2 separate regions of the Homo sapiens genome follow, and region 2 is linked to region 1. A link is a loop called in an ENCODE intact Hi-C map of the cell type or tissue named here. Cell type or tissue: mammary epithelial cell. All regions are shown on one strand. Links, peaks and the distances in the headings refer to the core of each region. The heading gives the core; the rest is flanking DNA. Region 1 has its middle 65 kb from the start of MMD. Region 2 overlaps SMIM36 (small integral membrane protein 36).

What was found. Peaks named below come from ENCODE experiments on the same cell type or tissue, not always from the same donor. Only the 100,000 strongest peaks of a DNase experiment are listed, where the experiment ranks them.
Region 2: it touches region 1 in a loop (4-fold over the local background); 3 of 110 quality-filtered maps call a loop at or near these places.

What each region holds. Positions count from the first base shown.
Region 1 is chr17:55,348,236-55,365,056 of GRCh38, reverse strand. No RefSeq gene overlaps it. Among named protein-coding and RNA genes, the nearest start is that of MMD, 65 kb to the left of the region's middle. In mammary epithelial cell, for the core only: a CTCF peak has its summit at 8,133 (motif pointing right); a DNase peak (open chromatin) is centred at 8,146.
Region 2 is chr17:55,487,041-55,503,861 of GRCh38, reverse strand. All of the region lies in intron 1 of SMIM36 (small integral membrane protein 36), which reads left to right. Among named protein-coding and RNA genes, the nearest start is that of SMIM36, 16 kb to the left of the region's middle. In mammary epithelial cell, for the core only: no CTCF peak of the experiment used is centred there; DNase peaks (open chromatin) are centred at 7,271 and 8,381.

The DNA.
Region 1 (16,821 bases), core at 4,059-12,058:
AACAGAGGCCTGAGGAGCTTGTCTGTCCTTTCTACCACCTGAGGACCCAGCAAGACAGTGCCATCTATGAGGAATGGGCCTCTACAGACACTGAATCTGTTGGCATCTTGATCTTGGATTTCCCAGCCTCTAGAATTATGAGAAATAAATGTCTGCTGTTTATAAGCCACTCAGTTCATGGTGTTGTGTTACAGCAGCCTGAATGGACTAAGGCATCCTCTTACTCTCCTACAGCTTAGGGTCAGATGGTAGGACAGGGGTTCTCCTTGTTTGTCATTGTTACATCCAGACAATTATTTCTCCATCCTCTTATTAAAGCAAAACGAAAACGAAAACACACAACAACAGTAAACGTAGCTCCTTTGAAGCTCGTGATGTTATACCTTATCTTCCTCTCCCCTTCCTCATCTGATTTCTTTTCCTCATTCGCTGAAGTATTAAGGACCTGGTTCAGGGTCTTTATCTCTTGCAACCCATGCCATTAATCTTCAAAACTTTTGCAAGCAGGCATGCAGCTTGTTCCAAACCTTCTGCATCCACTCATCGGCCATCTCAATTCCACATCAGCCCACAAACTCATGACCCCGCCCTGAATATTGTTGTATCAACATATCTTCACCCCTTCCAAAATCATGATTTTACAGATCCATATTTTAGAGCACATTTTCCTACATTGCCAGTACTTCTTCAGCCTCATGGAGGCCTCCAATCAATTAATCTACTTATTTTTTTCCTTTGTCCTTCTGCCCTCTCTTGACATCACTTATGTCTTTATGACTTGTATGTCATGATTTGTCTGTATCATCACCCTTTGCCACCACCTTTATTTTTATTTATTTATTTATTTTGAGATGGAGTCTTGCTCTGTCACCCAGGCTGGAGTGCAGTGGTGTGATCTCGGCTCACTGCAACCTCCGCCTCCCAGGTTCAAGCGATTTTCCTTCCTCAGCCTCCCAAGTAGCTGGAACTAGAGGCATGTGCCACAACCTCTGGCTAATTTTTGTATTTTTAGTAGGGACGAGATTTCACCGTGTTGGCCAGGCTGGTCTCAAACTCCTGACCTTAAGTGATCTGCTTGCCTTGGCCTCCCAAAGTACTGGAATTTCAGGTGTGAGCCACTGCACCCTGCCACCACCTTTAACTATTTTGCCTTTCTCTCCTTTCATCACATTTACCTTACACACAGAACAGTTTCTGTACCAGTACCTCTGGGAATGGCTATAGAAAAACCACACAATGGAGCAAATTACCATCACTTTAAATGAAAGATAACTCACTTCAAACGTATATAGCACGATGCCTAGGATTTCTACTGTAACTCTCTAGTAAACTTGATCTCTATGATGGTTAATTTTATGTATCAACTTGACTGGGTTAAGAGCCACCCAGATACCTGGTAAAACATTACTTCTGGGTATATCTGTGAGGGTGTTTCTGGAAGAGAATAGCATTGGATCAGTAGTCTGAGTAAAGAAGATCTGCCCTCACTAATGTGGTCAGGGACCATTCAATCCCTTGATGGCCCAAACAGAACAAAAAGGCACAGGAAGGCCAAATTCTCTCTCCTTGAGCTGGGACATTCATCTTCTCCTGCTCTTGGACATCAGAACTCCTGGTTCCTGGGCCATTGCACTCTGGGACTTACACTAGCACTATCTTTCTCTCCAGGTTTTACCCCTGGCTCTCTGGAGTCTTATTCTTAGAGCCTGTGTTGATAGTCGTGTGTGTGTGTGTGTGTGTGTGTGTGTATGCATATGTGCATGTACACAAATCTACTCTCTGGCCTTCTCCACCCTGCTCTGTGCCTCTGTGCCCTGGCAGGGCTGACCCATATGCATCTGTGAGCTCATTTGCCTTTTGTGTTCCTGTTGGGCCCAGCCAATGGGATGCTCCTGCAGGAAATCAAAGGGCAAGAGGAGAATGAGGATGTCATATGTATGTCCCAGCTTTAGCCCAGCTGGATTGCTGTGGGTTGACTATGTCCCTCTATCAAAAGGCTGCCACTCCCACTGGGAGCCTTCTATGTTCAGCTCTCCTCTCAGGGTTCTGGAACTGCTCCTTCCTCTGTCTTCTTCAGCTCTGGGGAAAGTAAAGCTCCAACTGTTGTTAACCCTGGCAGAACTGCACTGTCTTTTTCTGTTTCCCTAAGCCTTGCCCACACCTTTGTAAATAGTCTCTTTATAAAATTCTGTTCAAACAACTTAGTTTGAATGTGCCATCAGATTCCTGCTGGGATCCTATAGCTTCTCCTGTACCTGAACTATAAATATTTAAATTCCTTGGGCTTTGGTCTTAGACCCTTTTCTTTCTATATTCTTCCTAGTTTGCTTCATTCACTTCTATTGTTGTATTCTGACACTCTAATAAACTATATCCCTGGCTGAGAACTCTCCTTTGATTTTGAGACTTGTATAGCCAGCTGCCTATTTGGAAGTCCTGTGGACAGCAGCCATACTAAAAGAGCATGCTCCATTACCTAGTGTAAGTATTACTGTCTGCCTAGCATCTGCCTATTACTATTGCCATTTCTGAGAGTCCATTGTTACAGCAGGACTCCAGCTATTCCACTCCAGGTCCTTCCCCTTACCCCCAATCTTTTGTATTGTCTCTTCTAAATTGGCCTCTACCCAAACGCAGTAGGGATAGTTTATTCAAAGTACAAGGTATTTTCAATTAAAAGAGGACTTTGTTCTGAAAGCTTATCAGGAGTTTAGAATTCTTCATGCTTTCCCCCACAGAACTTATGCTATAGCTTATGCCTTGATTTTTTGTTTACCTCACAAAGATTGCTGAAGGCGTATTGTACTTGTAAGCTTCTCAAGGGTGATGATTGTATCTAATTTATCTTTAAAAATAGCTTTATTGAGATAAGATTCAAATATCATGCAATTTGTCCACTAAAAGTAAATAACTCAATGTTTTTTAGTATATTCACAGTATACCATCATCACAATCTAATTTTAGAATATTTTCATTCCCTCCTGCAAAACAAATCCCATACCCATTAGCAGTCATTTTCTCATCCTACCACACCCCATTTCTAGGCAACCACGAATCTACTCTCTGTCTCTATAGGTTTGCCTATTTTGGACATTTCATATAAGTAGATTCATACAATATATGGTCTTTTGTGACTGGTGTCTCCCACTTAGCATAATATTTTTAAGGTTTATCATGTTGTAGTATATATTAGTACTTTATTGCTTTTTATTGCCAAATACTATTCTGTTGTATGGATATATGACTTTTGTTTATTCATTCACTCATTGATGGATGTTTAGCTTGTTTCCACTTTTTGGCTATAAGGAATAATGCTGCTATGAACATTATGTATTTTGTATAGAAATAAGTTTTCATTTCTCTTGGGTATATAGTTAGGAGTGGAATTTTCAGGTCATGTAGTAACACTATGCTTAACTTTTTGAATAACTGTCAAATAATTTTCCAAAACAGTTGTACCATTTTACATCCTTGATTAATAGATTTTTATTTCAGCACACTATATCTTCTTCCTGCTTTCTGGGCTCCACTGTTTCTGATGAGAAGCTCGTTTACATCTTACTGGATTTCTTTTGTATGTGATGAGGTGTTCTTCTTACTGTTTTCAAGATTATTTGTCTCTCAGCATTTAACTAGGAAGTGTTTGAGTGTGGGTCTTTTTGTGTTTATCTTATTTGGCATTTGTTGAGCTTCTTGAATGGATAGATCAATATTTTTCATCAATGTTGGGAAATTTTTAGCCATAATTTCTGTAATATTTTTGTCCCTTTCTCTCTCTCCTCTCCTTTTGGTGCTCTCATTACATGTATGTTGGTGTATTTCATGGCATTCCACATGTCTCTGAGGCTCTGTTTGTTTTTCTTAATTCTTTTTCCTCTCTCTTTATCAGATTGCATAATCTCTATCACTCTATCTTCAAGTTTGCCAATTCTTTCTTCTGACAGTTCAAGTCTGCTATTGAACCCTCTAGTGAATTATTCATTTTCACTACTGTACTTTTTAACTCCAGAATTTCCTTTCAGCTGTGTGTATGTGTGTGTGTGTGTGTGTGTGTGTAATTTCTCTTTACTGATCTTCTGTATTTGATGAGATATTTTTACCACATGAGAGCTCTTCAAAAAATTCATAGAAAATGCATACTATAAAAAACTATGCATGAATTTCAAACTTTTTTGCACCAAAATAAACTCACACTAACTTGTTATAACATGTCTGAACACGATCTAGTTTGAGACAATAGGAAGGATAAGACATCAGTTGGAAAAGAGTCCCATCAGAGAAATACAAATTCTGCTAAACTGAAGCTAGAACAAACATCAAATTTATGGTGAATCTTGGGTGGAAGAATGGTGAAATCACTGATGCTTTACAAAAAGTTTATGGAGACAATGCCCCAAAGAAATCAGTGGTTTACAAATAAATAAATACAGAAATCAGCAGTTTACAAATGGATAATTCTTTTTAAGAAGGGATAAGACTATGTTGAAGATGAAGCCTGCAGCAGCAGCCCATGAACATCAATTTGTAAAGAAAAAAATTAATATTGTTCATGCCCTAATTAAAGAGGACTGATAATTAACAGCAGGAACAATAGCCAACACCAACACCATAAATACCTCAATTAGTTTATCTTAAAAACTTCTGACTGCAAATTTTAAATTAAGCAAATTTTCTACTTTATGGGTGCCAGAACCATTTCACCCAGGTTAGCTGCAGACAAGAGCAGAGCTTTCAATGGAAATTTTAAATAAGTGGGATCAAGATCCTAAAGCATTTCTTCGAAGAACTGTAAAAGGAGATAAAACATGGCTTTACCAGTATGATCTTGAAGTCAAAGCAGAATTAAAGCAATGGCTACCAAGAGGTGGAAGTGGCAGTCAAAGAAAACATGGGGGTTGGGCGCAGAGCCTCAATCCTGCAATCCCAGCACTTTGGGAGCCCGAGGTGGGCAGATCACCTGAGGTCAGGAGTTCGAGGCCAGCCTGGCCAATGTGGCAAAATCCTGTTTCTACTAAAAATGTAAAAATTAGCCAGGTATGGTGTTGAGCACCTGTAACCCCAGCTACTTGGGAGGTTGAGGCAGGAGAACTGCTTGAATCCGGGAGGCGGAGGTTGCAGTGAGCCAAGATTGCACCACTGCACTCCAGCCTGAGCATCAGAGCAAGACTCCAGCTCAAAAAAAAAAAAAAAAAAGAAAAAAAAGAGAAGAGAAAAGAAAAAGAAAATGTGGGCTAGTTAAGAGCAAAGATAATGGCAAAAGTGTTTTGGGATGCTCAAAGCATTTTGCTTCTTGGCTTTCTGTAAGATCAAAGAACAATAACATCTACCTATTATGAGAGTGTTTTGAGAAAGTTAGCCAAAGCTTTGGCAGAAAAATGCCTAGGAAAGCTTCATCATAGAGTCCTCCTCTGCCACAAAGCTCCTGCTTATTCCTCTCAACAAACAAGTGAAATTTTGTAAGTTTAAATGGGAAATCTTTAAGCATACGCCCTCCAGTTCTGATTTGGCTACTTCTGACTTCTTTTCCCCACCTAATTTTAAACAATCTTTAAAGGACACCCATTTTTATTCAGTTAATAATATAAAAAAGACTGCACTGACATGGTTAAATTCCCAGGACCCTCAGTTCTTTAGGGATGGACTAAACTGCTGGTATCATCACTTACAAAATTGTTTTGACCTTGATGGAATTTATGTTGGGAAATAAAATTTATATTTCTTATTTTTACTGTTTGTTGCTTCCACTTTCCATGAACTTTTTGAAGTCTTCTCATACCTTTATTTTTATGCATGTTTTCTTAGAACTTATTTATAATAACTACTTTGAAGTCTTTGTCTGCTAAGTTCAACATCTGGGCCTTCTCTAAGGCTGTTTCTGTTGCCTGCTTTTATGGGTCATATTTCCCTGTTTCTTTTAATGTCTCACAACTTTTTACTGAAAACTGGACATTTTAGATCACATATCATAGCAATTCTGAATGCTGATTCTCTGGGGCTTGTTGTTTCCTTCGTCATTTGTTTAATAGCTAAGCTTAAGTAGTTCTTCAAAGTCTATTGCAGTGTGCAGCTTCTAATGTCCCTGCTTAGATTTTTTTCCCTTATTCTTATCTTTTTTTTTTTTTTTTTCCTGACAGAGTCTCACTCTTTCTCGCCCAGGCTGGAGTGCAATGGCACGATCTTGGCTCATTGCAACTTCTGCTTCCCATGTTCAAGTGATTCTTCCAGCTCAGCCTCCCGAGTAGCTGGGATTACAGCCACTCGCCATCATGCCCAGCTAATTTTTGTGCTTTTGTAGAGATGGTGTTTCACCATGTTGGCCAGGCTGGTCTCGAACTCCTGACTTCAGGGGATCTGCCGCCCCCGCCCTGCCACTTCGCCTCCCAAAGTGCTGGGATTACAGGCATGAGCCACCAAACCTGGCCCCCTTATTTTTATCTTTTAGCCTGGCTAGATAGGGGTTTTCTCTAGGTCAGCATAAGCCATTTACTAGTCAAAGGTTATGCCTCAGTGTCCTTAGTCTGTTAGGTTTTTTTACCCTTTACTGTCGGAAATGATATGTGTGATGTGGAGGCTCTTATCACAGTTCAGGGAGCTTACTACTTTTCTCCCGTGTTCACCTAGGAACTAGCAGCCTGGTGGTTCTCTCTCTGATTGCTTCTTGGAGGATGCAGCCTTGGGTATGCACATAGTCTTCCAGACTTTCAGGGATGACTATGATTTTATTTTTAAGCTTGGCTGTCTTGGAGTCACTCCTGCGCCAGAATAACATATTGTTCAGTCAGTTGTTAATCAGAAGTTGTGCTTATGCCCTTTTTACCAATAAAATTTCCACCCTATGTTGATGGGCCTGTGGGTGACTTGAGAAATGCTATGAAATCTGCCCCACATCCTGCTCTGATTTTTCCCAAGTGAGTGCAGCCTAGCACAGCCTTTCTGATTGGACTTGACTGTATGCATAGAAGGGCTCTTCTTGGCTGTCTCTTTCCGTGGTCTCCCTATTAAACTTCTGAATACTCTGCTATTTTGTTTGTATACGCACATACCAGCTGCCTCTTCATTGCTCTCCCAACAAGATTACCATTATTTTTAAGAATGCTCTTACGTATGGAGTTCACCCTTTGTTCCAAATAAAGTCAGTCTCCTCAGGCAGAGCTATGGTGTTTTGCTCTTTGTGGCCTGCCTTTCCCACTAGGTAGAGCACCTGTGCCACTGCACTGAAGCTGGAACAGAGATCCTCTTTCCCCAGAGTGACATCCCTGCTCCATGACTAGGTACTGGGGTTGGGGAGTGTGGAGACCCCTTATCTTCTCATCTTACCTCTCCCAGCATGTAACCTCTCACTTGCAAGTGAACTGAGGTGTAGGAAATCAGTCCTCCAGTATTCTTGACTTGCTGTGCCTACAGCAGAGCTTCCACCTTATAACTGGGGGTTGGATGACACTTCTTGGCATACTCATGTGGAACAGAACTTCTGCAGACTGGGGCTTAGTGGAGTGAGAAATACTAGCATCCTGTCTTTTTTAGGGTGAAACCATAGCCTCAAACTAGGATGTAGAGAGAGATGGAGCCCTGTCTTGGCTGCTCATATACTGGGTAGAGTTTCCATAATAAGGAAGAAGATTAATGGGCAAATCGCAGCTCAAATGCCACAGACTCTTGCTATTATGATTGAAATTTTAAAGATTTTCTTGAATTAATGTTTCTTATTTGCTGTATGGCCCTTACAACACTTTCCAGACACTTTAAATGATGGATATTTTAAATAATTTTCTCTAATTCGATTGTTGTTTTGCTGGGGAAAGAGTCCACCAAACTTGTTATTCCATTCTCCCAGAAGTCCCACCTCTTAATTCCTCTTTATATATTCACCATAATATCTCTTTGCACCTAATATAGAAGTGAAAAGCACAAGCTCCAGTGTAACCAGCCTGAATTCAAGTCTCTAGTCTGCCACTTGTTAGCTGTGTTACTTAGCACATGTTATTAAACTAATAGTAGCTACCTCAGGGGATTGTGGTGAGAGTAAATGAGCTAATCCATTGAAAATGCCTAGCATGGTATTTGTCTCAGAGTTAGGCATCCCCTAAAGGATGGCTGTCATGTTCATCTTGGTAACCCTGCATGATGACAGATTGCCACAAGGGGGCACCAAGAACCATGTATAATGATGAAGGACTAGAGGGATTCAGTTAGGTCGCTCTAGCAGTTACATTTGTAGGCTCACGTTTACATTTGTAAGCCAGCCAGAGGTAGGTATTTTCCCAGAAAACAAAAGAAAGAGGTTGAAGGCATGTTATAAACATTGCCATACCATTTCCTACAGAAGATGGAAATTCAGGATCCTTCCTAAACATCACCAAGCCATTTCCCCAACTTGGAAGCTTAGCTAAGCAAAAGGAACTATGCTGTGAAAGGGGGAGTGTCTCTTGATTTGCAAGGTACTTTCCTGTGTACAAGGCACTGTTCCATGAGTTGAGGGGATTCAAAGGCTCCCTTAAGGAGCAATCAACTGTAGTAAGTTGGCATTTACTTATTGAGTGTCTGCCATGTGCTAAGGATTCTCAATAGCTTAAGGCATCATTATGCCATTCCTTTTGTTTTTATTGAAGAGTTCCCCAGAGGCTTGGCTGAGGATTTAGCCCATGTCCAGAGGATGATAAAAAGTCAACAGACAATCTGGAGCAGGGAGAGGACAACTTAATGAAGAATGAATTTAGCATGATTGATTGATTGATTTTTATTTTATTTTATTTTTTTTTGAGACAAGGTCTCACTCTGTCACCCAGGCTGGAGTGCAGTCCTGCGATCTCAGCTCACAGCAACCTGTCTCCCAGGTTCGATAAATTCTTCTGCCTCAGCCACCTGAATAGCTGGCATTACAGGAACACACCACCACACCTGGCTAATTTTTACATTTTTAGTAGAGACGGGGTTTTGCCACGTTGACTAAGCTGGTCTCGAACTCCTGACCTCAAGTGATCCACCTGCCTCGGCCTCCCAAAGTGCTAGGATTACAGGTATGAGCCACTGCGGCCAGCCAGAATGAATTTAGCTCGATTTATTTAGAGTGGAGTGCAGGAAAGAAGAGCGTCAAAGGCCAGGGATGCCCATGGCAATGTTGAAACAGATTGATGTGAAGTCAAACACTATTAAAGCAGAAATTCCTAATATAATTAAATTTTAAGAGAAATCACAATAGTTAACAGAAATAAAAATGAAGCTGTTGTTCTGGCTGAAACAAGAGTAGCAAGCCTGGGTCTCCATCTACTAAGCTGCTTTCTCACCTTCTAACAGTCCAGAAAATGGTAGTTTTTGAAAACGGAATAGAATGTTGGAAGAATCTTGGGTGCATCTCTGTGTAATACAGTTTGAAACCCACTCTAATGGTTCAAACAGTAAGGTGAATGGATGAAGACCCAGGATAAAGGATGGTTGTGAGGATGGAGAAAATGAGGCAGAAGGATGATCCAACGCCTTCACCCCAGCTGCCTCAGGGCACGCTCGGCTCAGTCACAGCTGCATCCTTTTCACTTTGCATCCTTCTTTGCAGTATTTCTCCTGTTTTTCTTCTCATTCTGTCCATTGCTTCATGCTAGTCTAGGATCAGGGTCTGAGCCCAATTTGTGGCATTAATCGTGTTTCTTGTCTTTAGTTATAATTCATATTTGCCTCTCCCCTCCTGGAAATAACCCAGTCTTCTCATGGACCTGGGAAGCCACTGTGTTGTTAGGATTTTTTAGCTTTTGTGAAAATGAGAAAAAGAAAGAATGAAGAGCATCTAGCAACTGATTATATATATCAGTTTGAAATACATATATGTATGTTTATACACACCTGCACGCGTGTGCACACACACACACACACACACACACACATTACTTGCCTGGGATTAAATAGCTAACTAGGAAGTGGCAGAGCCAGGGCTTAAACTGACATCTGTCTGACTCCAAAGCTCTTATGCTTGGTATTTATGGATTCTAAGCTTCTTTGCCTGTTTTCCAGACCATCCATATTTGAGGCCCCTCTAACAATCCTATCCTATTTCACATTTCTAGTCAATAGACATCTACCAACTTGAATGCAGTTAGGAAGCCTTTTGTACACAGCATTATTGTACATTCTCAGGTCAATATCTTAGTTTGAGGATTACACTTTATTCCATTAAATTCAGCAAATATTTATTGGGTGATTACTGTCTATCAGGTACTGAATAATAGAAAAAAATACAGAGAGAGATTAACTGATTTCAAAGCACTTTCATACTTTATCTCATTGAATCTGCATAGAAACTTCATAAAGTAGTTATGGCAGGTAAAATTATCCCAATATTCCAGATAAGCAAACTAAGGTTCAGACAGTTTGACTGTCTAATGTCACACAAATCTTACCAATTCACCAAGGTCCAGCTAAGAATCTCCTGCACTAAGTCTTCTTTCAAGAAGTTATGGCAGTGATGTGGCTCTATAGTTAGCAGCTTCCTGATTTGGTTTCTGGCAGTAACATCAGCAGCTCTCCTAAGCAGAGTGATCTTAGGGGCTGGGAGCTGTTCTTAGAAACTTAACTAGGAACCTGATCCTTGGACCTTCCCAACCATTAGTAATTCATTTAATACCTGGGAATAATTTCTTAGTTTTTAAAACCGTCTGCAGTGGTTTCTAAGGTCTATAATTGGACCCTAAATGGTAAAATTACTAGCTAAAAATAATGAAGAAAAAAAGAAATAAAAATAACCATTATCAAGGTCATTCTTCCCTCATTCAGAAAAAAAAGAACTGCAGGAGAGGAAAGATAGCTGTGTAGTTAAATACCATTTCTGCTCAGTGACTTGCAGAAAAGTGTTGACTTTGTATCCTGTAATCTACCCTCCTCATCCAGTTTCTATCTAGGGTATCTCTGATAGAGAACCTTTTGCACAATCCCAAGAGCAGGCACCTCTTTCATTTATAGGCAATCACATATTAAGCCAAAATGTGTCTCCCTGTCACTTGTACCCACGGGTACTACCTATCTCCATCTTTGAGAGCTAGATAAAATTGCACTTCTTTTTATAGAAGCCCTTTCAAAAATATTTTTGACCCCTATCAGACCAGCTAAAGTTTTTCTTTCCAACCGGGTATGGTGGCTCACATCTGTAACCTGAGCACTTTGGGTGTGCATGATATATCTTTTTCTATCTTTTTACTTTCAATTTGTTTATGTCTTTGAATCTGCAGTTTGCCTCTTGCAGACAGCATGTAGTTGGATCCTGTGATTTTTAGTTTTTTTAAATTCATTCTGCCAATCTCTGCCTTTTGATTGGAGTGTTTAATCTACTTATATTTAATATAATTACTGATAAGGTAGAATTTACTTAGGCCATTTTGCTATTTGTTTTCTATACAGCCTATCTTTTTTATTTTTCTGTTCTTCAATTGTTGCCTTGTTTTGTGTTACACAGATATTTTCTAGTGTACCATTTATATTTCCCATGTCATGTCTTATACTATATATATTTTTAGTTATTTTCTTAGTGGCTGCTCTGGAGATTACATTCAACACTTTAATTTTTAACAATCTAATTTGGATTAATCCCAATTTAATTTCAATAGTATACAAAAAACTGTGTCTACAGATCTCCATTTTCTCCCCCCTCCTTTGTGCTATTACTGTTATAATTATACATTATAAATCCATCAACACAGTTTTATAGTCATTGTTTTATAGAGATGTCTTATAAATCACATAGAAAAAGAAAAGAATTACAAACAAAAGTACATTCATACTACATTTTATATTTATCTATGTAGTTACTTTTACTCATGTTCCTTATTTTTTCTTCATGAGTATTTGAGCAAGTCTTCTTTCCTGTCAGCCTGAAGGACTCTTGGTAGTATTTCTTACAGGGCAGGTCTGCTGGTAATACATTCTTTTTTTTTTTTTTTTTTTGAAAAACCTGTCAATGTGTGGTTTTCTCGTTTATTTTTGAAGGATAGTGTTTTTGGTGAATACAGAATTCATTTTTTTTTTTTTTTTTTAAGAGACAGGATTTCACGTCATTGCCAAGGCTGGAGTGCAGCATCATGATCATAGCTCCTTGTAAACTTGAATCACTTCCTGGGCTGAAGTGATTCTCCTGCCCCAGTTTCCCAAGTAGCTTAGGACTATGGGCATGCATCACCACCCCTGGCTAATTAAAAAAAGAAGAATAGACATAGGGCCTCACTATGTTTTCCAGGCTAGTCTTGAGCTCCTGGCCTCAAACAATCCTCTTGAGGCCTCTTTTTCTTTCTGTACTCTGAATAAGGCCTCCATGGTTCCTGATGAGAAATCAGTTGTTAATATTATTGAAGATCACTTGTACATAATGAGTTGCTTCTCTTTTGCTGCTTTCAAGATTCTCCGTCTTTGGCATTTGACAGTTTGATTTTAATGTGTCTAGGTGTAGCTCTCTTACATTTATCCTACTTAGAGTTTATTGAGCTTCCTAGATGTGCAGATAAATGTTTTTCATCAAATCTGGGAAGTTTTTGGCCATTATTTCCTCAGATATTCTTTCTTCCCCCTTTTTCTCTTGTTTCTTCTGGAACTATCATTATGTGTATGTTGGTGAGCTTGATGGTGTCTCACAGGTCTCTGAAGCTTTGTTTTTCTCAATTCTTTTACTTTCTGTTCTCAGACTGGATAATTGCAAGCAGCCCATCTTCAAATTCATTGATTCGTTCTTTCCGCTCACTCAAGTCTGCCATTGAATTTCTCATTTCAGCTATTGTACTTTTCAACTCTAGAGCCTCTATTTTATTACCTTCTTATAAATTCTATAGCTTTATTAATATTCTACATTTGGTGAAGCATGTTCTCATTTAAAATAATACTTTGATTTTATTTATATTTATTTATTTATTTGAGACAGGATCTCACTCTGTTACCCAGGCTGGTGTGCAGTGGTGAGATCATAACTCATTGCAGTGTTGACCTCCTAGGCTCAAATGACCCTTCCATCTCAGCCTCAACCAGTAGCTGGGACCACAGGTGTGCACCATCACGCCTGGCTAATTTTTGTTTTTGTTTTTTTAGAGACACGGTCTTGCTATGTTGCCCAGGCTGGTCTCAAACTGCTGAGCTCAAGTGATCCTCCTGCCTTGGCCTCCCAAAGTGCTGGGATTACAGGCACTAGCCACCATGACTGGCCTTTATTTTATTCTTTACACCTGGTTTTCTTTAGGTCTGTAAGCATATTGATAGTAGTTGATTTAAATCCTTTGTCTAGTAAATCTAACATCTGGGTTTCCTCAGAGAAAGTTTCCATTAAGTACCTTTTTCTCTGTATATGGGCCATGCTGTCCTTTCCTTCCATGTCTCATAATTTTTTATTGAAGACTGGATATTTTAAATGATATAATGTGGCAACCCTGGAAATCAGATTCCTTTCTTCTCCAGAGCTTGTTATTGTTGCTGTTTGTTTTTGTTGTTGTATTGTTTGCTTATATCGTGACTTTTATAAATTAACTCTGTGAAGTCTCCACTTAGTTAGTTTAGTGGCTAGTAATGATTGGACACAAATTTCCCTAAGTGCCTGGCATTAATAAGTTTCTTAGCTTTTGCCAAAGGGCTCTCTCTATGTGTTGCAATGTGTATTCAGTGCTCTGGCAGGCAGTCTATAATGCTGTCTTAGCCTTCACTTCCTATTTCTGCAAAGCCTCAAGGTCCACCAAAGGCAAGAGATTAGGGCCTTCTCAGATCTTTCCTGGGCATAAACCTGAACATGTGTATGGCCTTCTAGATTCCCAGAAATACCCTGGAACTTTTAAAAGTCCTTTGTGGGCAGTTTATGTGTCAGGTTTTCCTTTAAAGACTTCTGTCAGCCTCTTGTTTTTCCCAAATGTTTTCTCTGCTTCAGGCAGATGTAATGTTTAACAATTACCGGTGATTGTTGATTTCAACAAACGTTCCAGGCCATTTACATTGAGCCAGCTCTGAGTCTGGTTACATAAAGACAAGCTCTGAGAGTAGAGGTTTCCAGGGAGTTACCAGACAGGTCAAATAGTGACAATTCTCTAAAGATGAGGCTTTTAGGGTGCTCCAAACATGTTCTGCTTTCTCTAGTGGCTGCTAGGATGCTGATTTTCACCACTACCATGGTTGTGAGGCTGCTGGTTTTCAAGGCTCTTGTGATGCTGAGGAGAGGGGGATGGGAGTAGGACAAGTTAAAATGCCACAGGGCTCTTTGTTCTTATTGAGATTCAATCATTTTCCCTGAATAATTACTCCTTGTATTGTTGCAAATCTTTGGTTAATTTCCAGAGTTCTGAGAAGTTGATTATAACAATTTTTGGCCAATGTCTCATTGCTTTTATGGAGAAACAGATTTTGCAGAGGTTCTTACTCTGCCACTGTGAATGTCAGAACCCTCAGTTGCAGTATTTTCTAAGTAACCACATCACCTTGCTCACTCATACTTCACTTGTAGTCACCAGAATCCCTGAGTTTTTTGTTATCAACCACTGGTTACTCCTTCTTGTGGTTGATTGTTTTAAGTAGGTTTAAGACATTTCATTTTTGCTAACTAAATTTCATTTTCTTAATTTTTGTTATAGTTCCAGGATAAATTATTTTGAATCCTGACATCAATAAGATTTTTTTTTAAGTTTCTTTTAAGTCATAGATAACATTACTGGTCAAATCAGTGCATAGATCAGCTTTTTGGGTTTATTTATTTATTTATTTATTTATTTATTTATTTTAAGTCAGAATCTTGCTCTTTCACTCAGGTGGGATTGCAGTGGTGTGATCTTGGCTCACTGCAGTCTCTGCCTCCCAGGCTCAAGTGATTCTTGTGCCTCAGCCTCCGAAGTAGCTAAGACTACGGGCTCACACTACCGTTCCCAGCTAATTTTTGTATTTTTAGTAGAGACAGGGTTTTACCATGTTGGCCAGGCTGATCTCGAATTCCTCCTCTACTGGATATCCCCTCCAGGGGCACATTTGTTCCATTAACTTGTTTTGAAATATGTGTCTATTTTCAAATTGTATCTCTAACATGACAAAATCTTACCAGTAAGACAACTTTTTCTAAAAAGGAAAGTTGGTTTCTAATGATTTATTCATAGTGAATTTTCCCAACTCTTACTGTTTACTATTTCTTTACTCTTCACACATCATTTGCTTCTACAAAATATTATACTAACTGAAGTATCAGGGATCCATCATTGTTTTTGAAAAGTGGGGCAGACATCTTTCTATCCTCAATTTTCTAGGCTCTCTTTCATTTCCCCACACATTTCTCAAAGGGCAATAGTAATTGTGTGAGAATTCAATTTGCAACCTTAGCAATCTTGTCCCTGGTGAAGGAACGGCCAGGAAGAACATAGTCTGGGAGAAAACCAGCTACACTGGTGGGTTCCAATATGGGCACCCTGGGCAGCTAACAGATAGCTGTTGGTGAGATGTGGAAAATCAACCACATTGGAGTTCCAAACCACACTCACAGGGATATGGGGTGGTTCAGGGCTGGCTATTTTTGTAATCATGACAGCACCCAGTCAGTAACTAGTGGATGGAGTAGGGAGGATCTAGCGCTCCCCACCCCCCAGGAGAGGGAATTGGGTGAGCATGCTGTAGGATAATAAAGCCCAGCCAAGGTGACTGAAATTCAGAGCTGGAGCTTCAGATCCAGTGCCTAAGACAGGAGTCCTGCCCAGTGAACTAGGCCAACTATGCTGGAACAGAGGGCACTAACCCTATTGAGACCCACTGCTGACATGTTTCCTGTCTGTCTCAGGACGGTTCCAATGAAGCGTGGAGCATCTGTGATTCCAATCCTGAGGGGTAAAAGAAGGCAGGAGCTACCCAGAAATACGACTTTTGAGAGTTTGCACAGTATAATGGAAATAAAGATTTGGGGAGGCTAAGTAGACTGTAGTCAAATCCCTTGGCAAGTTACTTGATATCTTTGAGTTTTAAGTTCCTCATTGATAAAATAAGGATAATAATATCTCTCTTGCAGGATTTGTATGAAGGAAAAAGTTATACCTCAAGGACTCAACATGCAAGAGGCCCAGGAGGGGAATTTCATTTCGCACGTCCATTTTTTTCTCAGAGCAATTTCCCATCTTTACTACCAGATGGCGCCCGTGAGCAGTGCCGCCCTTCCCTATGGCTTTTATTTCCACTCTTCGGGCGCTAGGTAATCTTCCTCTCTCTTAGTACTCAGGCTGGCATTTAAAATCCAGTGTTGCACACAGACTTTGTGTTTCTAATCCATCTGCTCCATGAAGAACTGTGAAACCCAGAAATACCTATTTCTAGCCAGACACCCATTTCTCCAATAGGATTTTTCAGATGATAAGGCTTTGTGATATAACTATGCAGCTGGGCATTCAAAAGAAGTCAAACAACCCTTAATTAAGAATCTGGTTTTTTGTACATTTACCCCCACTATAAGAGTGTAGAGACTTAAAGGTCAGGCCCTGTAGGTTTGAATCTCAATGTTAGCATTAGGTGGGTGACCTTGGACAAATTATTTGGCCTCTCTAAATCTCACTTTCTTCATCTATGAAATGGTTGTAATAACAGTAGCTGCTTCATAGGATTGCTGTGAGGTTAAATGAGATAACATACATAGGATACTCAACACAAAACCTGGCACACAGTAAGTGCTTACTAAGTGTAAGCAATTATACTAACAAGAGCCTGAGCTTTGAAGTCAGATGAAAACAGATTTGACTCCTAGCTCTTCGACTTAAAAATTGCATGATCTTAAATAAGTTATGTAACCTTTCTGAGCCCCACTTGCCTCAACAGTGCAAGATTAGTATGAATATGCAGAGACACATATGCGATACC
Region 2 (16,821 bases), core at 3,317-11,316, 140 kb before region 1:
TTTGAGCCTATGTGTGTCTCTGCACGTGAGATGGGTTTCCTGAATACAGCACACTGATGGGTCTTGACTCTTTATCCAACTTGCCAGTCTGTGTCTTTTAATTGGAGCATTTAGCCCATTTACATTTAAAGTTAATATTGTTATGTGTGAATTTGATCCTGTCATTATGATGTTAGCTGGTGATTTTGCTCGTTAGTTGATGCAGTTTCTTCCTAGTCTCGATGGTCTTTACATTTTGGCATGATTTTGCAGCGGCTGGTACTGGTTGTTCCTTTCCATGTTTAGCGCTTCCTTCAGGAGCTCTTTTAGGGCAGGTCTGGTGGTGACAAAATCTCTCAGCATTTGCTTGTCTGAAAAGTATTTTATTTCTCCTTCACTTATGAAGCTTAGCTTGGCTGGATATGAAATTCTGGGTTGAAAATTCTTTTCTTTAAGAATGTTGAATATTGGCCCCCACTCTCTTCTGGCTTGTAGGGTTTCTGCCGAGAGATCCGCTGTTAGTCTGATGGGCTTCCCTTTGAGGGTAACCCGACCTTTCTCTCTGGCTGCCCTTAACATTTTTTCCTTCATTTCAACTTTGGTGAATCTGACAATTATGTGTCTTGGAGTTGCTCTTCTCGAGGAGTATCTTTGTGGCATTCTCTGTATTTCCTGAATCTGAACGTTGGCCTGCCTTGCTAGATTGGGGAAGTTCTCCTGGATAATATCCTGCAGAGTGTTTTCCAACTTGGTTCCATTCTCCCCATCACTTTCAGGTACACCAATCAGACGTAGATTTGGTCTTTTCACATAGTCCCATATTTCTTGGAGGCTTTGCTCATTTCTTTTTATTCTTTTTTCTCTAAACTTCCCTTCTCGCTTCACTTCATTCATTTCGTCTTCCATTGCTGACACCCTTTCTTCCAGTTGATCGCATCGGCTCCTGAGGCTTCTGCATTCTTCACGTAGTTCTCGAGCCTTGGTTTTCAGCTCCATCAGCTCCTTTAAGCACTTCTCTGTATTGGTTATTCTAGTTATACGTTCTTCTAAATTTTTTTCAAAGTTTTCAACTTCTTTGCCTTTGGTTTGAATGTCCTCCCGTAGCTCAGAGTAATTTGATCGTCTGAAGCCTTCTTCTCTCAGCTCGTCAAAGTCATTCTCCATCCAGCTTTGTTCTGTTGCTGGTGAGGAGCTGCGTTCCTTTGGAGGAGGAGAGGCGCTCTGATTTTTAGAGCTTCCAGTTTTTCTGTTCTGTTTTTTCCCCATCTTTGTGGTTTTATCTACTTTTGGTCTTTGATGATGGTGATGTACAGATGGGTTTTTGGTGTGGATGTCCTTTCTGTTTGTTAGTTTTCCTTCTAACAGACAGGACCCTCAGCTGCAGGTCTGTTGGAATACCCTGCCGTGTGAGGTGTCAGTGTGCCCCTGCTGGGGGGTGCCTCCCAGTTAGGCTGCTCTGGGGTCAGGGGTCAGGGACCCACTTGAAGAGGCAGTCTGCCGGTTCTCAGATCTCCAGCTGCATGCTGGGAGAACCACTGCTCCCTTCAAAGCTGTCAGACAGGGACATTTAAGTCTGCAGAGGTTACTGCTGTCTTTTTGTTTGTCTGTGCCCTGCCCCCAGAGGTGGAGCCTACAGAGGCAGGCAGGCCTCCTTGAGCTGTGTTGGGCTCCACCCAGTTCGAGCTTCCTGGCTGCTTTGTTTACCTAAGCAAGCCTGGGCAATGGCGGGCGCCCCTCCCCCAGCCTCGCTGCCGCCTTGCAGTTTGATCACAGACTGCTGTGCTAGCAATCAGCGAGATTCCGTGGGCGTAGGACCCTCAGAGCCAGGTGTGGGATATAGTCTCGTGGTGCGCCGTTTTTTAAGCCGGTCTGAAAAGCGCAATATTCGGGTGGGAGTGACCCGATTTTCCAGGTGCGTCCGTCACCCCTTTCTTTGACTCGGAAAGGGAACTCCCTGACCCCTTGCGCTTCCCAGGTGAGGCAATGCCTTGCTTCGGCTCGCGCACTGTGCGCGCACCCACTGGCCTGCGCCCACCGTCTGGCACTCCCTAGTGAGATGAACCCGGTACCTCAGATGGAAATGCAGAAATCACCGGTCTTCTGCGTCGGTCACGCTGGGAGCTGTAGACCGGAGCTGTTCCTATTCGGCCATCTTGGCTCCTCCCCGAATGTATGTATTTCATGGGACTATATATAAACACCCATAAAATATATATATTATATATTCAATATATATTAAATTTCTCATTATGTATATTCAGTGATTAATATATATACACTGATTTTATATATAACCAGTGAATATATAATTATTATGTATATAATGATATATATAATATTGTATATAATTATATACAATATTATATAATACATAATAATATATTATATTATATTATATATAATAATTATAAAATATAATATATAATAATATATTATATTTTATAATATATAATAATATATTATATTTTATAATATATAATAATATATAATATATTATATTCTATAATATATAATATATTATATATTATAAAATATAATATATAATATATTATATATTATAAAATATAATATATAACATAATATATATTATAAAATATAATATATAATATAATATATTATAAAATATAAAATATAATACTATATTATATATTATAATATATAATATATATTATATATTATAATATATAAGATATATTATATATTATAATATATAAGATATATTATATATTATAAAATATAAGATATATTATATATTATAAAATATGATATATATTATATATTATAAAATATAATAGTATATTATATATTATAATATATAATAATATATTATATATTATAATATATAATAATATATTATATATTACAAAATATAATAATATGTTACATATTATAATATATAATATATTATAATATATATTATAAAATATAATATATTATAATATATATTATAAAATATAATATATTATAATATATTATAATATAATATATTATAATATATATTATAAAATATAATATATTATAATATATTATAATATAATATATTATAATATATATTATAAAATATAATATATTATAATATATTATAAAATATATAATAATATATTATATATTATAAAATATAAAACATAAGTGAAATACTTTTAAATGAATGTTCTTTTAAAAATTTTGAAAATTTTATTTTTAATAGGAATCCAAGAGAGAAGAATATTTTATTTTCTTAACTTCAATATTAGATGCATTGAACATTTTATATTTCTCTCTCGGAAAAAACTAAAAATACTCTAAAGAGAGTGTTGGAATAGACGGCATTGAGTTATTCCAAGCCTCTGGTTCATTTGATTTGTGATTCATTCAATTTGTTCTTCAAGAAGGAACCAACTTCTCAGTCTTTAAAACAATCTTTTCAATATAAAATGAAGCCTTAGAATCTTGTAAGAACTAGAACTAAGAATTTTACAGACCAGGAGCAGTGACTCATGCCTGTAATCTCAGCACTATGGGAAGCTGAGGCAAGAGGATCACTTGAGACCAAGAGTTTGAGACCAGCCTGGGCAACATAGCAAGAGCCCGTCTCTATAAGAAGTGAAAGAATTAGCTGAGTATGGTGGCTGGCACCTGTAGTCCCAGCTACTCAGCAGGGTAAGGCAGAAAGATCGCTTGAGCCAAGGAATTTGAGGCTGCAGTGAGCCATGATCACATTACTCTCTACCCTCCAGCCTGGGTAACAGAGCACGGCCCTGTCTCTAAAAAAAAAATTTTTTTTAATTACCAGCAAGGAAATAAGCCCAGAAGAAATTGCGATTTCTTCCCAAGAATATTTGGCCTCAGAGCTAACAGAAAAAAAAGAGGAGAACAAAAAAAGAAAAAAAAACAACAACCCAGGAACTGAGGTCCTATTATCACCTTTTTCCTATTTGCCCCTGCCACTTACCTTTCTACAGCATGATGTTTACTTGCTTTTATTTTAAACCTTCATTAATTGTGTCTTATTTTTAAATATAGCTTTATTTTTTAATGGAATTATAAGTTGCACAACTGCAAGGTTCCACCTAATGTTTTAATATTTTGCTATTAAGACCTGGTGGAATGGCTTGCCAGCTAGAACCAAGAGGTTTATGTGACATTCAAATACTGCCTTATTTTTGTTTCCTTATGGAATTAGGACTCCCTTTTTCCAGTATGTTTTAATTCATTACTCTTCTATCATGCACATTTGTATTAAAGCAAATGTAGTGTTTTGGCTTAATTTGGATGATAGCTTTGGGAAGGACCCAAACCAAACACTTCCAAGGCAAGGAAAGGGAGGGAGATAAATGGAGATTTATCAGGAATTCGCTACGTGCCAGATACTTTTTATTCATGATATCATTTAATCCTCATGCTCCCCTGTGAGATAGTCACATCTAAAACTAGTTCAAAGATTAAGAAGTAGAGGCTCATAGAACAGCTCGAGTGTGCACAAGGCCATGCAGTTTATCCATGTAAGAAGCAGGATTTGAACTCAATTCTAGATGGGTCACCTCCTACCATCTGTTTTTTCACAGCTATTAAAGAGCAGGAATAAACCTATGGTTGTTCCACCAACCCCATCTCTCTCCTCTGCTAGAATTGCATGCCTAGGAAGTTGCTCCGTAAGCATCTGTTTAATCCAAAGGACTTTCAGATTTTCTCCTCTGAATAAGATGCCCTATCAGAGGAAAAATAAATTATTGTAATTTGGCTGGAACATCTCCTAATATTCCAAAAGACACCAGGACAGAGTTGGACTAAGCCTGAACTTTATACTGGAAAAGCCTCACTCAATTTCCCCTCTGTCACTATCTGCTGTTTACTATTTTGTGTTTTTTGTTTGTTTGTTTTTGCTTTTTTTTTTTTTTTTTTTTGGTGACAGAGTCTCACTCTGTCACCCAGGCTAGAGTGCAGCAGCCAGATCTCGGCTCACTGCAACCTCTGCCTCCCAGGTTCAAGTGGTTATCCTGCCTCAGTCTCCCCATTAACTGGGATTACAAGTGCATGCCACCATGCAGGCTAATTTTTTGTGTTTTTAGTAGAGACGGGGTTTTGTCATGTTGGATAGGCTGATCTTGAACTCCTGACCTCAAGTGATCCACCCGCCTCGGCCTCCCAGAGTGCTGGGATTACAGGTGTGAGCCACCACGCCCGACCTGTTTAACATTTTGTGCATCAATTAACTTCCTGAGCCTTTTTCCTCAACTAAAAAAATGATATATACCTTGAGCCCAGGAGTCTGAGATGAGGCTAGGCCACATAGCAAGACCTCATCTCTAAAAAAAAAAAATGGATATAATCTTAAGATGGTCAAGGTTTAGAATCACACACATAAAGTATCTGGCATATTGTGATATTTCAAAAAAAATGAGGCCACTACCAGCAAATAAGATGAAAATAAGTAGAGGACTTCATGACCTGCTGGCTAGAGACAGCTCAGGATAGTTTAGACACATTTATGGGGGTGTTGAGGGGAAGGGGCATGAAAGGTTAGACAGCTGTCACGTGCTGTAGAAATTTGGAAAGAAAACGTAGTGTCTGTTATGGGTTGAATTTTGTCCCCCCAGAATTCATATGTTGAAGTCCTTACCCTGTACCTCAGGATGTAATCTTATTTTGAAATAGTGTCATTACCGGTATAATTAGTTAAGATGAGGTCACACTGGAGTATGGTGGGCCCCTAATCCAATAGGACTGTGTCGTTATAAAAAGGGAATTTTGGACACAGATATACATGCATATGAAGAATGGAGTTATGCAATCACAAGCCAAGGAACTATCAAAAGGTAGAAGAGAGGCTTGGAATACATCCTTCCGTGGTACCTTCAAAAGGAACATGGCCTGGCTGATGCCTTGACCTCAGACTTTCCAAAAGTGTGAGGCAATCAATTTCCATTATTTAAGCCACATGGTTTGCAGTACTTTGTTAGGACAGCCCTAACAAACTAATTCAGTATCTAAAAGGAATGTTTAGGATGTGCAATGAGTTGTTTAACATGTCAAAGCTCTTTAGGGTCAGTTACATGATTCTATTGGATGTGACATTATGCTGAGTTAGAGTCTGGGGGAGAAACTTGAAGGCCAAACTTAATAGAGGCTGCCTAGGAAATCGATGCTGCACAAGCTGAGTAACCATTTGTTGTGGGGGTTTTGTTTTGCTTGTTTGTTCGTTTGTTTTAGAGACAGGGTTTCACTATGTTGGCCAGGCTGGTCTTGAACTCCTGGGTTCAAGCAATCCTCCTGCCTCAGCCTCCCAAGTAGCTGGAATTACAGGAGCACACCACCAGGTTGTGTTTTTTTAAGAGGGTAGGCTGGGCATAGTGGTTCACGCCTGTAATCCCAGCATTTTGGGAGGCCGAGGCGGGCAGATCACCTGAGGTAGGAGTTCGAGACCAGCCTGACCAACATGGAGAAACCCCATCTCTACTAAAAATACAAATAATTAGCCGGGCGTGGTGGCGCTTGCCTGTAATTTCAGCTACTCAGGATACTAAGGCAGGAGAATCGCTTGAACCCGGGAGGCAGAAGTTGCGGTGAGCCAAGGTCACGCCATTGCACTCCAGCCTGGGCAACAAGAGCGAGACTCTGTTTCAAAAAATAAATAATAAATAAATAAATAAGAAGGTAGAATACAGAAGAAAAAATCCTTAGTAGAAAAATGTGCTTGTGGTTTTGCCAGATGGAATGTAAGGTATAATTGAGAGGAATAGAGGTAAAATCTCTCTGTTCCATAGAGAAGGACTAGGGACAAATCACAAAGGAAAGATATTATGGGGTTCAAGCACAAAACTATTAGAGTGAAGCAAAGACAGTTCGGAATTATCCCTAAAGTATCCAAGTCTCTTCCGATACCCCATATACACTTCAAAAGCCACTTAGTGAATGCCAGACACCTCATTTAATCTTCCTGAAGATTTGTAAGAGGAGGAACCGTTATTTTTATTTTAGAAACAAGGGAGTTTGAGACTGTCATGCAAACACCTTTAGGTTGAAAGGGTGGGATCAGCAGAATCCAGGGATCCTGACTTTTAGTCCTGAGTTTACACTATAACTTTATAGCTGCCCAGAATCCATGCAGAGCAACAGGATGATTCAGCAAGGTGGGTGCAGAAAAGTCACACTTTTGAGATCTGTCTCTCCCTGCCATCACTTTTGGGGAATGCAAAATAACATAATCTCTTTGATTAGAACAATTCCTGAGAACTAGAGGGCAGACACAGACAAGTATTGCCCAAGAGGAGCAAGAACAGTCTCTTTCTCATTACGTCATCTTCCCTGAAGACACTAGTGATTGAGATACAGAAAGTATGAGATCACTTATTATCTACCTCTGTTGTACAGTTATTTCGACTTTGACTTTCTTGGGCTGCCAGTGTTCCAGATAAGGGTTTTGTAACACCAGGATTGAGAAAGATTTTAGCTATTTCACATCCTCCCAAGATAGTAGGAAGTTGTCTGCGCATATTTTTTTTTTCTCAAGGCTTCTCTGTACTCAGCCATTATTTAATTAAACACCAGCCATATGCTGGGATCTGCTGGTTCTCTGCTTGACGCATTGCCAGCCTGGTGGCCTCAACTGCAATTTGAAGTTGACAGGCGTACAATACAAAGCTCAGGAGACACTAGGAAGAAAAGGACTTGGCTTGGAGGAATCAGGAAGACCCAGGGAGAGAAAAGTGTGCCGCTCCAAGGGAGGGTTTGCCCAAGAGTGGCTCAGCGGAAACGTGGCAGTGGAATTTGGAATCTGGATTGTTTGTCAGAATTGATAAAGACATTCTTATAAGGAAATGTATCTGTGAAAAGTTGTTTGCCACTCGGGGAGGGAGAAAAATGATTATAGAATTTTGGAGACAAAAATGTATACGCAGCAGTCATTATACACATGATCAGAAGGAAAACCAGAAGATCCAGGGGCCAAAGGGGAATAATTGATTTCTTAAATGGCAGCAAGACTGGATTTGACAACTCTCACGATCAAGAATATTTCTCTGTATTTAATCTACATCTCTTCTGCTCTTAGACTTTATATTCATTTTCTCTTTTTTACCCATTATTGGTCTTTTTCAAAAACAAAAATTTGAGACAGGGTCTTGCTCTTACAGCCCAGGCTGGAAAGCAGTGGTACAATCATAATTCACAGCAGCCTTGAACTTCTGGGGTCAAGTGACCCTCCCAAGTAGCTGGGACTACTTGGGTGCTTGCCACTACCCCCTCATAATTTCCTTTGTAAAAAAAAAAAAAAAAATTTATAGAGACAGGGTTCTCACTATGTTGCCCAGGCTTGTCTCAAACTCCTGTCCTCAACCGATCCTTACCTAGGCCACCCAAAGTGCTGGGATTACAGGCATGAGCCACCACGCCCAGTCTATTATTGGTTTTATAAATAAGCACTGTTTATACAGAGATTTTTATAAGTGTGTCTCATGAACGAATCCAAACAGATTAGATCACAAAGTGTAATAAGTTATGGTTATAGCAGTGGTTCCAATCCATGGGTTTGTAGCATGCTGGTGAATCACCATCAGCCATCAGGTGTGTTGTAAATAGTTTGTTTCTAATAATAAATTACCCAAGTTTGTGAATGATTTACCTATTAATATACAGAGGGTGAGTTGAAGGTCATTTCCATCATAATGTTATTCTCAGTTCTGTGTACTCCAATTTTGTTGCTTGTATAGCACAGATACAGGTGGAGGTCCGGTAAACATGCAAAGAATTGGATATACCTACAGACCACTTATCTATTTGACAAATATTTGTAAAGCACCTACTTTGTGCAGATGCTATGCCTGGCCTGAAGGATACAATCAATGCACACAACAGACATGAGTTCTGTCTTTGGAAAGCTTAGCAAGTGGCAGAAAAAGACTATACCAAGCGCTTTGCATACATTGCCTGAATTTTCACTGTAACCCTGAGAGGTAATGTCATCTTCCCAACTTTATATATTTTAGGCAACTGGAACTCTGAAGCTCGTTCTCTAAACCAGTGGCTTTCAAATGCCTTTTATCGTGCATTCCTGTCAGTGAAGATAATTTTAGTACTTGTGTGTGTGCGTGTGTGCCTGTGTGTGTGTGTTCAAACAAAATATACAAAAGTATACATGTGTATACACTTATCTATACTTATATTTGTATATACTTATATACTTATAATTTTAGCACTCGTGTGAGTGTGTATGTGTGTGTGTGTTCAAACAAAATATACAAAAGTATACATTTGTATATACTTACATATTACATATACACATACGCATATTCTTATAAATTATATGTACATTATTTGAATCTTCTTGTACCCCTCACTTTGAAGACCGGCTCTGCACCACTCCACCATATCACCTTGGAGTTTGTCTATGTGTAATGGGCATAATCCACCTCCAATCTTCCCCCATCTAACCCCAGGTTTTGGTCTAGATTGGTAGGGATGGGAACTTTGCCAAGAACTTGATCCAGGAAGTTTTTTTAAAAAATTAAAAAACAGTACATTTCAAATTTGGTTTTTGTATTGCTAAGGATGCTTTGCAGAGTTCCTTGGTGAGTTTTTTAATACACAAAGGAAAGTTCTTCTGTTAGTTTGTAAATCCTAGTCCTTTCCCCTGTGTTCTTTTTCCTGGCTGGATCTTAAGCACCTCAAAAAAGGAGTGCGTGTCTCGTACATCTATTTCACCTCCCCGCAGCACCCAATAAACAAATGAACATATCAGGAATTCTCCATCCTTTGGAGATGACTTTGTTTCTCATGGGAAAAAGGAGAGAGGATTTTTACATCCATTGTAGCATAAGAATACTATCCTATGGAAACAAACTGTTCCTAGACACAGGAGAGAATAAGTTGGGCTGTTTTGATGTCCCCAGGCATAGAGGGCTGGGAAAGTGCAGCAGGTAGTCTTGTGATGAATGAGGCCACGGAGAGAAAGCCAGGATTCACACTTAATTCCACAAGCACAGGGAAGGTGAGGGTTGAGAAAGTGATTCAACAGATTAGTCCTTCTGTCTCTCTGCCCACTTTGGCTCCAAATTACCCAAGCTGCTGCTGCTTTTTTTTTTTTTTTTTTTTTTTTTTGAGAGAGAGAGAGCTCTGCTGCCCATGCTGGAGTGCAGTGGCGCGATCTCGGGTCACTGGAGCCTTGACTTCCCAGGCTCAAGGGATCCTCCCACCTCAGCCTCCTAAGTAGCTGGGGCTACAGGTGTGCTCCATCACACCCGGCTAATTTTTGTATTTTTTGTAGAGATGGGGTTTCACCACGTTGCCCAGGCTGGCGTCAAACTCCTGGACTCAAGCAATCTTCCTGCCTTGGCTTCCCAAAGTGCTAGGATTACAGGCTTGAGCCACCACATCCAGCCCAAACTTCTTTTCCTCAGCGGAGGTGCCTTTACTGAACTATCAGGAAAATAGGTGCGACCCTTGACTTGATATTACCAACACCTCTGCTTCAGTTGACCCTGTGCTTGGTTCTCATCCATATTCCTGATTCTACAGACTACACCTTGGAGCAGCAGCCTGGGGTTATGGGGTTCTAATTCTTAGCCCAGCCACTAACTTCCTAGGAGGCACTAGCTTCACTTACTCAGCTACACAAAAGTAGGAGTGGAGTTAATTAACAACATGCCAAGGACCTTTTGGCTATGGCATGTTTGACCCTGCCTCTTTCTTTGTTTCTGATCTTTCCTCTCATTTCCAACCTGACCTCCCTGAATGAGGAAACTAGTGACAGGAGGATTTGTCCTGAAAAACTGCCCGTGGCTACAGCATTGTTGTTGATCAGGGAGCTGCAGCAGGAAGCTTAACAGGGGGCTGAGGCCTTTCCTTTCACAGAATGCATGCACACACCCCATTTGCTAACATGTTTTCCATCTGACATTTCAAGTAACTGTCCCCGCGTTGGTGATTCTACAAGTCAAGGTCTGTTCTGCACTCTTTAGAAAGAACGTAAACCGTGACAAATGTTCTCAGTTCAGGCATATGGTGATGCATTGACTTCCTAGTTGCTGGCGTGTATTAACAAACTTATTGTCCCCAAATGTAAAAAATAATGAATTTGCCACCGTGCATGGAACTTTAACAATGTGAAACATATTAGATGTGTTGGATCTTCAGGGACCATCCTTAATTTTTAGTAGAACATTGCCTTTTATTTCCTTAATTTTAAGTGAATTTCAATTGCATTGCCCCTAAAACCTTTTTATAAGATGTTCGCAATAGTTAGCAATTGATGTGTGTGTGTTTTTCTTTTTTTTTTTTTAAGTGGGTGTATTTGTTAGAAATTGTGCTCAGCTATGACTAACAGCTACAGTGATTGAAATATCAAGGGGAAGCCGGGCGCAGTGGCTCATGCCTGTAATCCCAGCACTTCGGGAGGCTGAGGAGGGCAGATCACGAGAAAGAACGTATGAGGTCAAGAGATCGTGACCATCCTGGCCAACATGGTGAAACCCCATCTCTACTAAAATATTATAAAAAATTAGCCAGGCTTGGTGGCGCAAGCCTGTAGTCCCAGCTACTCAGGAGGCTGAGGCAGGGGAATTGCTTGAACCTGGTAGGCAGAGGTTGCAGTGAGCCAAGGTCGCGCCATTGCAATCCAGCCTGGTGACAGAATAAGACTCTGTCTCAAAAAAAAAAAAAAAAAAAGAAAGAAAGAAAAGAAAAGAAAAAAGAAATATCAATATCAAGAGGAGTTTGCTCTCTTTATTTTAATTTTTTCTTTTTTTTTTTGAGATGGTTTCTCACTCTGTTGCCCAGGCTGGAGTGCAGTGACAGCATCTCAGCTCACTGCAAGCTCTGCCTCCCTGGTTCACGCCATTCTCCTGCCTCAGCCTCCCGAGTAGCTGGGACTACAGGTGCCTGCCACCACGCCCAGCTAATTTTTTGTGTTTTTAGTAGAGATGAGGTTTCACTGTGTTAACCAGGATGGTCTCGATCTACTGACCTCGTGATTCCCCCACCTCGGCCTCCGGAAGTGCTGGGAATACAGGTGTGAGCCACCCCGCCCCGCCTAGTTTGCTCTCTTTCTTTCACTCTGATGTTGAAGAAAAGTGGCTGAGCCAGATGCAGTGGCTCCAACATGCCACTAATATTGCAGGCACCTTTATTTCTGTTCTATCAGCTTTACTTCATCTTTGAGGTTGTCTTCTCATTAAAGGCTGGCCACTGCAGTTCCAAACTTTACGTCTGAGTTTGAGGCCAGGAGGGGAGAAAGAGGGAATAGGCAAACAGGCACAAGCCCATTTAGTTAGCTGAGAGGCCCAACCAGCAATGTATGCTTATATTTCATTAGCTAGAACTTAATTAAATGTTTACTTCTATCTACAAGGAAGACTGAAAGGTATAGATTTTTGTTAGTTACATTGCCATTTCCAACAAAATCAGGGTTCCAGTAAAAAGAAAGAGGGAGAGAATGAATTTGGAGCAGCAGCTGCCCTAGTGGGGTTGTTTCTCTTTCTAAAATTAATACACATTTGTTAAGGCAAACTTAAAAAATGGAGCGAAGGAAAAGAAAGAGAAGATAATGATGATATTAACTCCTCAAAGTGACCTCTAGTAGCATTTGTGTGATTATTTTCTTTTTTTAATTAATATTTGAAGATTTTTTTTCTGACCGCCCTTTTTTTTTTTTTTTTTTTTTTGGTGAGGAGACAGAGTCTTGCTCTGTCACCTAAGCGAAAGTGCAATGGTGCAATCATGGCTCACTGCAGCCTCAACCTCCCAGGCTCAAGTAATCCTCCCACTTCGGTCTCCCGAGTAGCTGAAACTACAGCACCACCACATCAGGCTAATGTTTTGTAGAGATGCGGTCTTACTATGTTGCCCAGGCTGGTCTTAAACTCCTGGGCTCAAGAGATCCTCCTGTCTCAGGCTCCCAAAGTGCTGAGATTACAGGTGGGAGCCACAGCACCCAGCCTGATTGTATTTTTCTGATTCTAAAAGTAATGCCTATTCACTTGGGAAACTTTGAGAAAATACAGCAAAGTGTAGAGAAAAAAAAAAAATGGAAATCACCCATAATCCCATTACCCACATTATACTATATCATTTTGTTGTATTTTCTGCTGTTCTAAGTATATATTTTACATACTTATGATCATAGTGTATGTACAAGTTGACACCTTTTTCTCACTTTATAAATAAAATAAGTAAATTTACATATGACCCTACTTCGAGTATTCCTGGGTCCTCATAACACAGCATTTCGAATCTCAGTTGCAAATCTGTTTGGAAAGTGCTTGAAGTAGGAAAGAACAAATAGCATGGACTGATTTTCCCCTGCACTGTTTCTGGGAGACCATACGGCAGATTTGGCTCACTTCTCACTCTCACTCTGAGACCATATCATATGCTCTCCTTTCTTTATTTTTCTATCTCAAAAAATGTCAAGTGTACAAACCAAGAGTTAAAATTATTCTTTAGAACATGAGCTGTCAGGCCCATTCTTACCGTATGGCTCACAAAAGTGGGTTTTGCTCTGGCTTATAAATTCATGAGATGTCAAAGCTAGAAAAAGCCCCCATGGCTGTCAGTCCAAACCACTAATGTAACAGCAAAAAGAAGCAGACAGGAAAAGCGCCCTGCTCAGGATACCACCTGGCAGAATCAGTGCCAGAACCCAGGACCCCAAGTGCCCTTCTAGTGATTTTTCCACCCTACTTTAGATGCTTTTGATGATGCAACTAACTGGTAAACTTCAAAGGTGTTATGACTCCCGCAAAAATACGCATCGATGGCCAGGCGCGGTGGCTCCTGTCTATAATCCGAGCACTTTGGGAGGTCAAGGCAGGCAGATTACGAGGTCAGGAGATCAAGCCCATCCTGGCTAACATGGTGAAACCCTGTCTCTACAAAAAATACAAAAAAAAAAAATATTGCCAGGCGCAGTGGCAGGCGCCTATAGTCACAGCCACTCAGGAGGCTGAGGCAGGAGAATGGCATGAACCCAGGAGGCAGAGGTTGCAGTGAGCCGAGATTGTGCCACTGCACTCCAGCCGGGGCGACAGAGCGAGATTCTGTAAAAAAAAACAAAAAAAAACCGAGCAATAATAACTTTTTCCATTCAGTGTTCACTTGATATGAGCTCAGACTTTTGATAAGAGCCATAGGATTATGCTATAGATGTGCAAAATTTACAGCCTGGTTGGGAAGATGAGGGAGACACATGAACCAATATGGTATATTCATACAGTGGAATGCCGTGCACCTGCAAATGAGGTAATCTGCATGAACTGCCATGGGAAGATGGCCATGACATATTGTTAGAAGAAAAATCCGGATTGCAGAGGAGTGTGATGGTCTATGTGGTATGATCTCTTTTGTAGTTTAAAAGCAAAAGAGTACATTCACACACTTTATGTTTTTATATGCATAGAAAACATTCAGACAAATACAAAACTTTTATAAGTGGCTGCTTCACAGATAATGCGGTTTGAAGATGGAGAAATTATTTTTCTTCCTTTTTTCCTTTTTTCTTACACATTTCTCTTTTTGTTTTGTTTTGTTTTGTTTTTGGAGACAGGGTTTTGTTCTGTCCAGGCAAGAGTGCAGTGGAGTGATCTCGGCTCACTGCAACCTCCACCTCCCAGGTTCAAGCGATTCTCCTGCCTCAGCCTCCCAAGTAACTGGGATTACAGGCATGCACCACCACGCTTAGCTAATTTTTGTATTTTTAGTAGAGACAAGGTTTCACTACATTGGCCAGGCTTGTCTTGAACTCCTGACCTCAGGTGATTTGCCTGCCTCGGACTCCCAACGTGCTGGGATTACAGGCGTGAGTCATTGTGCCCGGCCTTACATTTCTGTTTTCTAAATATAATTATGTACTGCAGTTTCCCTATTGTACATGTTGAATAACCATGGTATCTACCGCAGAGTTGTGACAATTAAATGAATTGTTCTGAATAAAATGCTTGGATATTTGCCAGACCCATACTAAGTGCTCATTAAATATTAGCAATGATGATGATGATGATGATGATGATGATGATGGAAAATGAGTACTCTTATACTGCTACCAGGTGTACGCATTCATACAAGTTATAGGGCCGTTTGATCAGATATATATGTGTAAAGCCTTTAAAATTTGAAGACATTTGACCCAGCAGGTCCACTTGCAAAAATGTCCTCTATGGAAAAAGTTGAGTAAGTCTATAAGAAGTGTATACAAAGATGAATAAAGAAAAAAACATTGGTGACAAGCTAAATGTTCAAAAATGAAAATAGTTTAATAACATATGGTGCATCTTTACAATGGAATAGTATGTCCTCATTGCAGCAACAAATATACTGATATTGTAATAGGCTAATAATCACATAATAGTAAATGAGAAAAGCAAACTTCTGAACAGCATGTACAATATGATCCCGTGGCTACAAAAAGTATAATGTACATATGTATGCTAGAAGCACACATCCTAAAATTGCATGCACAGTATTAAACCCTGGGAAATTGTAAAAATGTTCTTCTTTATGCTTGGGTATAATTTCCAATTTTTCTACAATGAATCTCTATTAGTTGTGTAAGTGTTTGAAAGAAAGGCAAAGGGACTTTGGGAGAGAATTTCGTAATGCAGCCTCCACGCTAACAGACTGCAGTCGGGATGCCTCTGCTGGAGCCTGAGCAGATGCAAGTGCTTCCAGCCTGCAGGGACCAAGTGGGCACATTTTTCCAGTCTCTACTGCAGAATCAGCAGACATGGGACTACTGTCCTGGCCTGACTCAGGAGACTGACTTTGAGATGTTGGCTGAAGGCCAAAGAAGTAAATAGTAAGGAAAACTGGGCCATGTCATTGCCCTCAGCCAACCTGAAAAAGGTTTAATTTTCCAAGAATTGAAGGTTCAACTTCCAAGGATCAAGGGGAGACAAAGACAGGCTACTCACCTCGCCTCTTACTGGGGTTTTCAGAAGTTTCCAGCAGCTTCCCATCAGACTCAGCTAGCAGCCTTGTTTGAGGCTGGTCTGGAATCCCCACTCCGTGTAGGCTCCTTTTAGCCATTTGCCACGAAACAGCAAAGGCTGTCGGCACTCCTCCAAGTAGTCAGCTGCAAGGGGTCTCAGCCTTGCATCTCCTAATTTCTCAAGGAAGAAAGGAACTGGAATTTTACTTAAGCCACTCTCTCCTTTCTGTGATGTTTTTCTGGGCTCCCCAAGGGTGATACTGCTGGAGGGAAGAGAAGGAAAAGCCCCAAGTGAGCTGAACTTCCCATTTACTCACAAGGACTGACCCAGGCATCCCTCAGTTCCTACAAAGGCCCCCACCCATATATTCAAGCTTCATTTGTTGCTATCCTCCCCCATCTCACTCCGTTCTGGTGTTTCTTGAGTATTCTGTTTCTTACATAAACCCTCCCCTTTTTTAGCCTCTGGAATTTTTGCTGGCAACTTCAGAGATCAGCCGATGTGCCTCCTTCTCAGTGCAGTCTTTCCTGATCCCTTGCCTTCCCCACCACTCTGGATTAGGAAACCCTGTTCTGTGACCCCATAGAACCCTGTCCTAAACTCCACAGGGACACTTTTTTATTTATTTATTTTTTATGATACTCTAAGTTATAGGGTACATGTGCACAACGTGCAGGTTTATTACATAGGTATACATGTGACATGTTGTTTTGCTGCACCCATTAATTCGTCATTTACATTAGGTATTTCTCCTAATGCTATCCCTCCCCCTACCCCCCACCCCATGACAGGCCCCAGGGTGTGATGTTCCCCGCCCTGTGGTCCAAGTGTTCTCATTGTTCAATTCCCACCTATGAGTGAGAACATGCGGTGTTTGGTTTTCTGTTCCATAGGGACACGTTTCCATTATGTTAGAATCGTTTGTTCCTGGTCTCTCTTCCCAACT